2 separate regions of the Homo sapiens genome follow, and region 2 is linked to region 1. Evidence: read pairs that join two places in POLR2A ChIA-PET (ENCODE). Cell type or tissue: Panc1. All regions are shown on one strand. Links, peaks and the distances in the headings refer to the core of each region. The heading gives the core; the rest is flanking DNA.

What was found. ChIA-PET counts read pairs that join two places held together with the same protein. Peaks named below come from ENCODE experiments on the same cell type or tissue, not always from the same donor. Only the 100,000 strongest peaks of a DNase experiment are listed, where the experiment ranks them.
Region 2: POLR2A ChIA-PET joins it to region 1 with 7 read pairs; 2 of 35 experiments call an interaction of 5 or more read pairs at or near these places.

The regions. Positions count from the first base shown.
Region 1 is chr7:17,855,616-17,858,543 of GRCh38, forward strand. All of the region lies in intron 9 of SNX13 (sorting nexin 13), which reads right to left. Among named protein-coding and RNA genes, the nearest start is that of SNX13, 83 kb to the right of the region's middle. In Panc1, for the core only: no CTCF peak of the experiment used is centred there; no DNase peak of the experiment used is centred there.
Region 2 is chr7:18,523,402-18,526,329 of GRCh38, forward strand. All of the region lies in intron 2 of HDAC9 (histone deacetylase 9), which reads left to right. Among named protein-coding and RNA genes, the nearest start is that of HDAC9, 29 kb to the left of the region's middle. In Panc1, for the core only: no CTCF peak of the experiment used is centred there; no DNase peak of the experiment used is centred there; H3K27ac peaks cover 994 bases.

The sequences.
Region 1 (2,928 bases), core at 233-2,732:
TAGCATGTCTGTTTACAACACGGTTTACTAAATATTTTAAGCACACTGTTGAGATGTACCACTTACAAAGAGATTCCTTTCAAAATATTATTGCTCACTGACAACACACCTGGTCGCCCCAGAGCTCTGATGAAGGATATCAATGTTGTTTTCATGCCTACTAAAACAATATCCATTGTGCAGCCCAAGAATCAAGGAGTAATTTCACCTCTCAAGTCTTACTATTTAGGAAATGCATTTTTTGTAAGGCTATGGATATTTGCTCTAGATAGTGATTCCTCTGATGGATCTGAACAAAGTAAACTGATAACCTTCTAGAAATGACTCATTATTCTAGATGCCATTATGAATATTCATGATTCATGGGATGAGGTCAAATATCAACATTCACAGAAGATTGGCAGTTGATTCCAATCTTCATAGATGACTTTAAGGGGTTCAAGACTTCAGTGAAGGAAGTCACCACAGATGTGGTAGAAATGGCAAGAGAAGTAGAATTAGAAGTGGACCCTGAACAATATCAACAATGTAAACTGAAAATAAAAGTCAAAATGTGGGAGGATTAAAGTTTAAAGTTCTTTACAATTTTCTTTGTTTCTTTCTTTGCAATCAAAGTTAATTTGTCATCAGTTCAAAATAACTTGTTATAAATTTAAGGTATCTTTTGTAAGCCTCATGGTAATGACAATCCAAAAACCTGTAATAGTTAAACTAAAAAGCAAGAAATTAAAACATACTACCAGAGAAAAATCACTTAACCACAAAAGAAGACAGTAAGAAGGAACCAAGAAGTTACAAAACAACTAGAAAATAGTTACCTCCTTACCTATTAGTAGTAACACTAAATGTAAGTGGACTAAATTCTCCAATTAAAAGACATAGAGCAGCTGAATGTAGGCCAGGTATATGGCTCACACTTGTAATCCCAGCACTTTGGGAGGTTGAGGTGGGAGGGGTACTTGAGCCAGAAGTTTAAGACCAGCTGGGCAACATAGTAAGACCCTGTCTCTACAAAACAATAAAAAAATTAGCCGGGTATGGTGGCATATCCCTGTAGTCCCAGCTACATGTGAAACTGAGTTGGGAGGATCACATGAGCCTGGTTGAGGTTGCAATGAGCTGTGATCATGCCACCACACTCCAGCCTAGCTGACAGAGTGAGACTCTCTTAAAAAAAAAAAAAAAAAAGAAAGAAAGAAAGAAAAGAAAAAGAAAAAGAAAAAGAAAATTCACCTCAAGGAACTAGAAAAGCAATAACAAACCAAACCCCAAATTAAGATTTATAACAAAAATAAATGAAATTGAGACTAAGAAAACAATACAAAAGATTGAGTTGAAAAGTGATCTTTTAAAGGGAGAAACAAAAGCAATAAATGTTTACGCTAGACTAAGAAAAAAAGAGGCACCAAAAAAAATACAATCAGAGATGAAAATGGATATACTACAACTGATACAACTGAAATATAAAGAATCATCAGAGACCATTATAAATAATTATGCTCCAACAAACTGGAAAACCTAGAAGAACTGAATAAATTCCTCACACATAAAATTACCAGCAATAAACCATAAAGAAATAGAAAATCTGAACAGTCCAGTAACGAGTAATAAGACTGAGGCAGTAGTAAAAGTATCCCATCCAAGAAAAGCCCAAGACCTGATGGCTTCAGTGCTGCTAAATTCTACCAAATATTTTTAAAGGAACTAATATTGATTCTATTCAATGTTTCCAAAAATTAAAGAGGAAGGAATACTTTGAAACTCAATCTACAAGCCCAGCATTACTCTAACACCAACACCAGACAAGGACACAACAAAAAAAGAAAACTACAAGCTCATCCCTGATGAACACAGATGTCAAGATCCTCAACAAAATACTAGTAAACTGGCCAGGTGCGGTGGCTCACACCTATAATCCCAGCACTTTGGGAGGCCGAGGTGGCGGATCACCAGAGGTCAGGAGTTCAAGACCAGCCTGGCCAACATGGTGAAACCTCATCTCTATTAAATATACAGAAATTAGCAGGGCATGCTGGCGGGCATCTGTAATCCCAGTTACTCGGGAGTCTGAGGCAGGGAGAATTGCTTGAACCTGGGAGGTGGAGGTTACAGTGAGCTGAGACAGCGCCACTGAACTACAGAGCAAGACTCCATCTCAAAAAAAAAATACTAATAAACTTAATTCAACAACACATTAAAAAGATTATTCACCATGATTAAGTGGGTGGGATTCATCACAGAAATGCAAGAATGGTTCAAGATATGAAAATCGATAAGCATAATACATGATGTTAACAGAATGAAGCACAAAAAACATTATCATTTCAATAGATGTTGAAAAGGCATTCAATAAAATTCAACATGCCTTCAAAATAAAATCTCTCAAAATATTAGGTATAGAAGGAAAATACCTCAACACAATTAAACACCATATATGACAAACTCACAGTTAACATCATATTGAGTGGAGAAAAGCTAAAAGCTTTTCCTTTAAGAACCAGGAGAAAAAGGATGCCTACTCCTACAAATTTTATTCAGCCTAGTACTAGAAGTCCTACCCAGAGTAATTAGGCAAGAGAGAAATAAAGAGTATCCTAATTGGAAAGGAAAAAGTCAATTTGTCCTTGTTTGCAGACCACATGAACACCATTTAGAAAAACCTAAAGATTCCAAAAAATGTTGCAGAATACAAAATCAACATATAATACTGAGTATCATTTCCATTTGTCATTAGTAAACAATCTGAAAAATAAATCAAGAAACAAATCACATTTATAACAGCATCAAAAATATAAAATATTTATAAAAATTTATTTTAAAAATGTGAAAGATACATAAACACTAAAAATTACAAAACAATGCTGAGAGAAACTACAGAGGCTTCAATAAATGGAGAGATGCCATGTTCCTAGATAAGAAGACAAAATG
Region 2 (2,928 bases), core at 114-2,613, 670 kb after region 1:
ATAAATTGGGAATTCATGCAAGAGGTAAAGGGACAAATTCAGAGTCTGAGATTTCCACATTCATAACTGGGTAGATGTGTTGCCATTATTCATTCATTAATTATTTTTTGAGTGTCTCTTATGTGCCAGACATTATCTTCGTGCCAAAATAGATGACAGAGCAAAACAACCTTATATATTTGCCCTTGTGGAATGTGAAATCTACACTGTTTGCACATGTATATGTGTGTGTGTGTTGGGAGACTGATAATAAATTATAAATGTACATAATTATGTAATTGGTTAGAAATGGTGCTGTTAGATGAACAAAAGGTAGGGCAGAGAAAGGTGGTTCATGAGTTGGGAGAGAAAGGTGCACCATCACATAGAGTAGTTAGAGTAGGTAATTTTTATGAAGGTAAGATTTTCAGCAAAGGATTGGAGAAGGATTGTTAAGGTGAGGAATTACACAAGAGACAGATGAGGAGATTTAAATGTAGACCCCGCCCTCCCCCACCTCCCCCTCCCCGCTCCGCCCTGCTTCCCATTGCTTGTCTTGCTATTCACCTGGACTGGCAGAATAAGCGTGGAGCTTGGTAGGTAACATTGATTGACTATCACAAAATGAAGTGTAGAGCAACACTGAGAGTAGGAAAACCTTACACTATGAAAACATAGAGGGGAAAGAAGCACTTCTTCATCTGGCTGGGTTAGCTATTCTCAGGATAGGTACTCAAGTATGGAAGGTATATAGAGATTGGGCCTTGGCATACATTCATATCTACACAGATAGCATCTATTTACCTGTGTAGTGAATGTGAGCATGATAATTCATGTAATTAACTGCCATATTTCTTGTAGGGACTGAAAGTTAACAACTTTGTATATTAATACTCTAAGAGAACTCTAACTATAGTCTCCAACAAGAATTGCAGGGATTTTAAACTCATAATTACTCCTCAGCTGTAAATTTCAGATGTGGGTTATTGCTTTTTCTCATTTAGGGGAGTGAAATTGCTTCAGCCATCGACTTTGTGATGAGGCCTGCAGTCAGCTGTAGTTGAGAGGGGTGCTCACTCTCTGCTATTATTAGTAGTTTGTCCACGTAAAGACAATCATACAACATGTACAAAAGTTGGATTCAGGATAGCAACATATTATGTTTTGTGGCTGCAAGATATTTAAATCTAACACCAATAGCATAACGTTTAAAAACAAAAATTTTATTGAAAATAAAGTTTATGTTTGGGGCAAAGGAAGATTAAGAGGATAGGAATATATATTTTCCCATTCTTAACTCTGTCTCTCTTCTAGGGATTGAGAGATACAGAGAGATTGAGAGAGTGAATTGGAGTGAGTGGATATGAGTTATATAGCACTGCCTAATGGATTATTACCTCCCAAACCCCTGAGTTGAAGAGTAGATGGAGAGCCTGTGTAAAAGATTTTGGGTAGACGATTTTGAAATAAAACTTAGTGACATACACACACACACACACACACACACACACACACACACACATTACAGATAAGTATATATATGGAAAAATATGTATACGCAAGGAAAATACTGCTGTTCTAAATGTAGTATAATGATTTTAATATACTACCCAAGAAATCTTATGAGACTTTAAAATCATTTTAAGATTTAATAATAGTAATGGATTTAATTTTTTTAGTATGCTATTCATTACAAACTAGAAAAATCCTAATAAATCAGTCTGAATCAGTAAAGCCTCATAGATTTCCATGCAATAATGTGTTTCCTCAGTTGCTTTTACAGGAAAATAATTACTAATTATTTGATAAATTTAATTTTGGAGCAAATGTGTTGACAGCTGAAAAAACATGTAATGACTTGGATAGAGACCAGATATAACACTAGAACAAATAATATTGGCGACTTAAAAAAATAGTAACTGATGAAAAAAATCTAATTGCGTTAAATATTTTAAAGTACCTAAAAATACCAAGGATTTTGTATCTTTTGTCCTTTTCTACTTGAAATTTCTTAATCATTTTGGTGATCATACAAGATAAATCTTTAAAATTACTGTGTGAGTATTCTTAAAATAAATATAATTCTTTGGTTAAACTATACTTCTCTAAATTACATGCAGTCTTAATAAAATAATTCCTATGGATGTTAATGTTCATTCTAAACAATTTTGCTCAATCCATATTTTTGTAAACTGCATTGCTTTGCTTTTTTTAAAAGCTACTGTTTATATAGTCCTAGTTCCCAGTTTTTCATATATACTGTATTGTGTCTTTAAAATTAGAAATGCTGCTGAAACATAGAATATATTAATCCTTGATGAAATGGGACCTCTCTTTGAGTATAGGACTGTTGCCTGTACAACTAAGTCTAGTCTTTCAGAACAGAATAGGATGCTGTATATCTGTTCCCTGGAACTTAGATCCTTTGGCCTTGGTTCTACCTGACTTTGAGAAATTACAATCCCTAGTTTTTGTACATGTTTCACTTACTTTCTGCATACGATTTCTGGCTTACTTGACTCTTAAGTTCTTGCTGCCAGTCTTGCCTCTGCAGCAGTCCACATTCTCTCACCACCAAAGACATAATGTCTTGTGGCTTCCCCACTTTTATCTCTTTGCCTGCTACTCAACATTTGTTCTGCACCAGATGAAAGTCACTGTTTTAGGTACTTTTTAGGGGTACATAAATAATTATTTCCTTCAAGAAGCCAGCAATCTGCATAGGAAAGGTTCACAAAGCAATTTTGAAATAATTTAATAAGTCTGCATAATGGATTATCACATGAGCTTTGTAATTTATACTATTTTGTTGGAATTGTATAGCAATATTTATAAGTTGTTACTATTTGAGAATTCTTGTGTCTTAAATCATCTTCCTATTAGACTGATATACAAGTCTCCCCATTGACCACCCCCAATGCCAAAAAGAAGCATGCTGTGAACACTGCA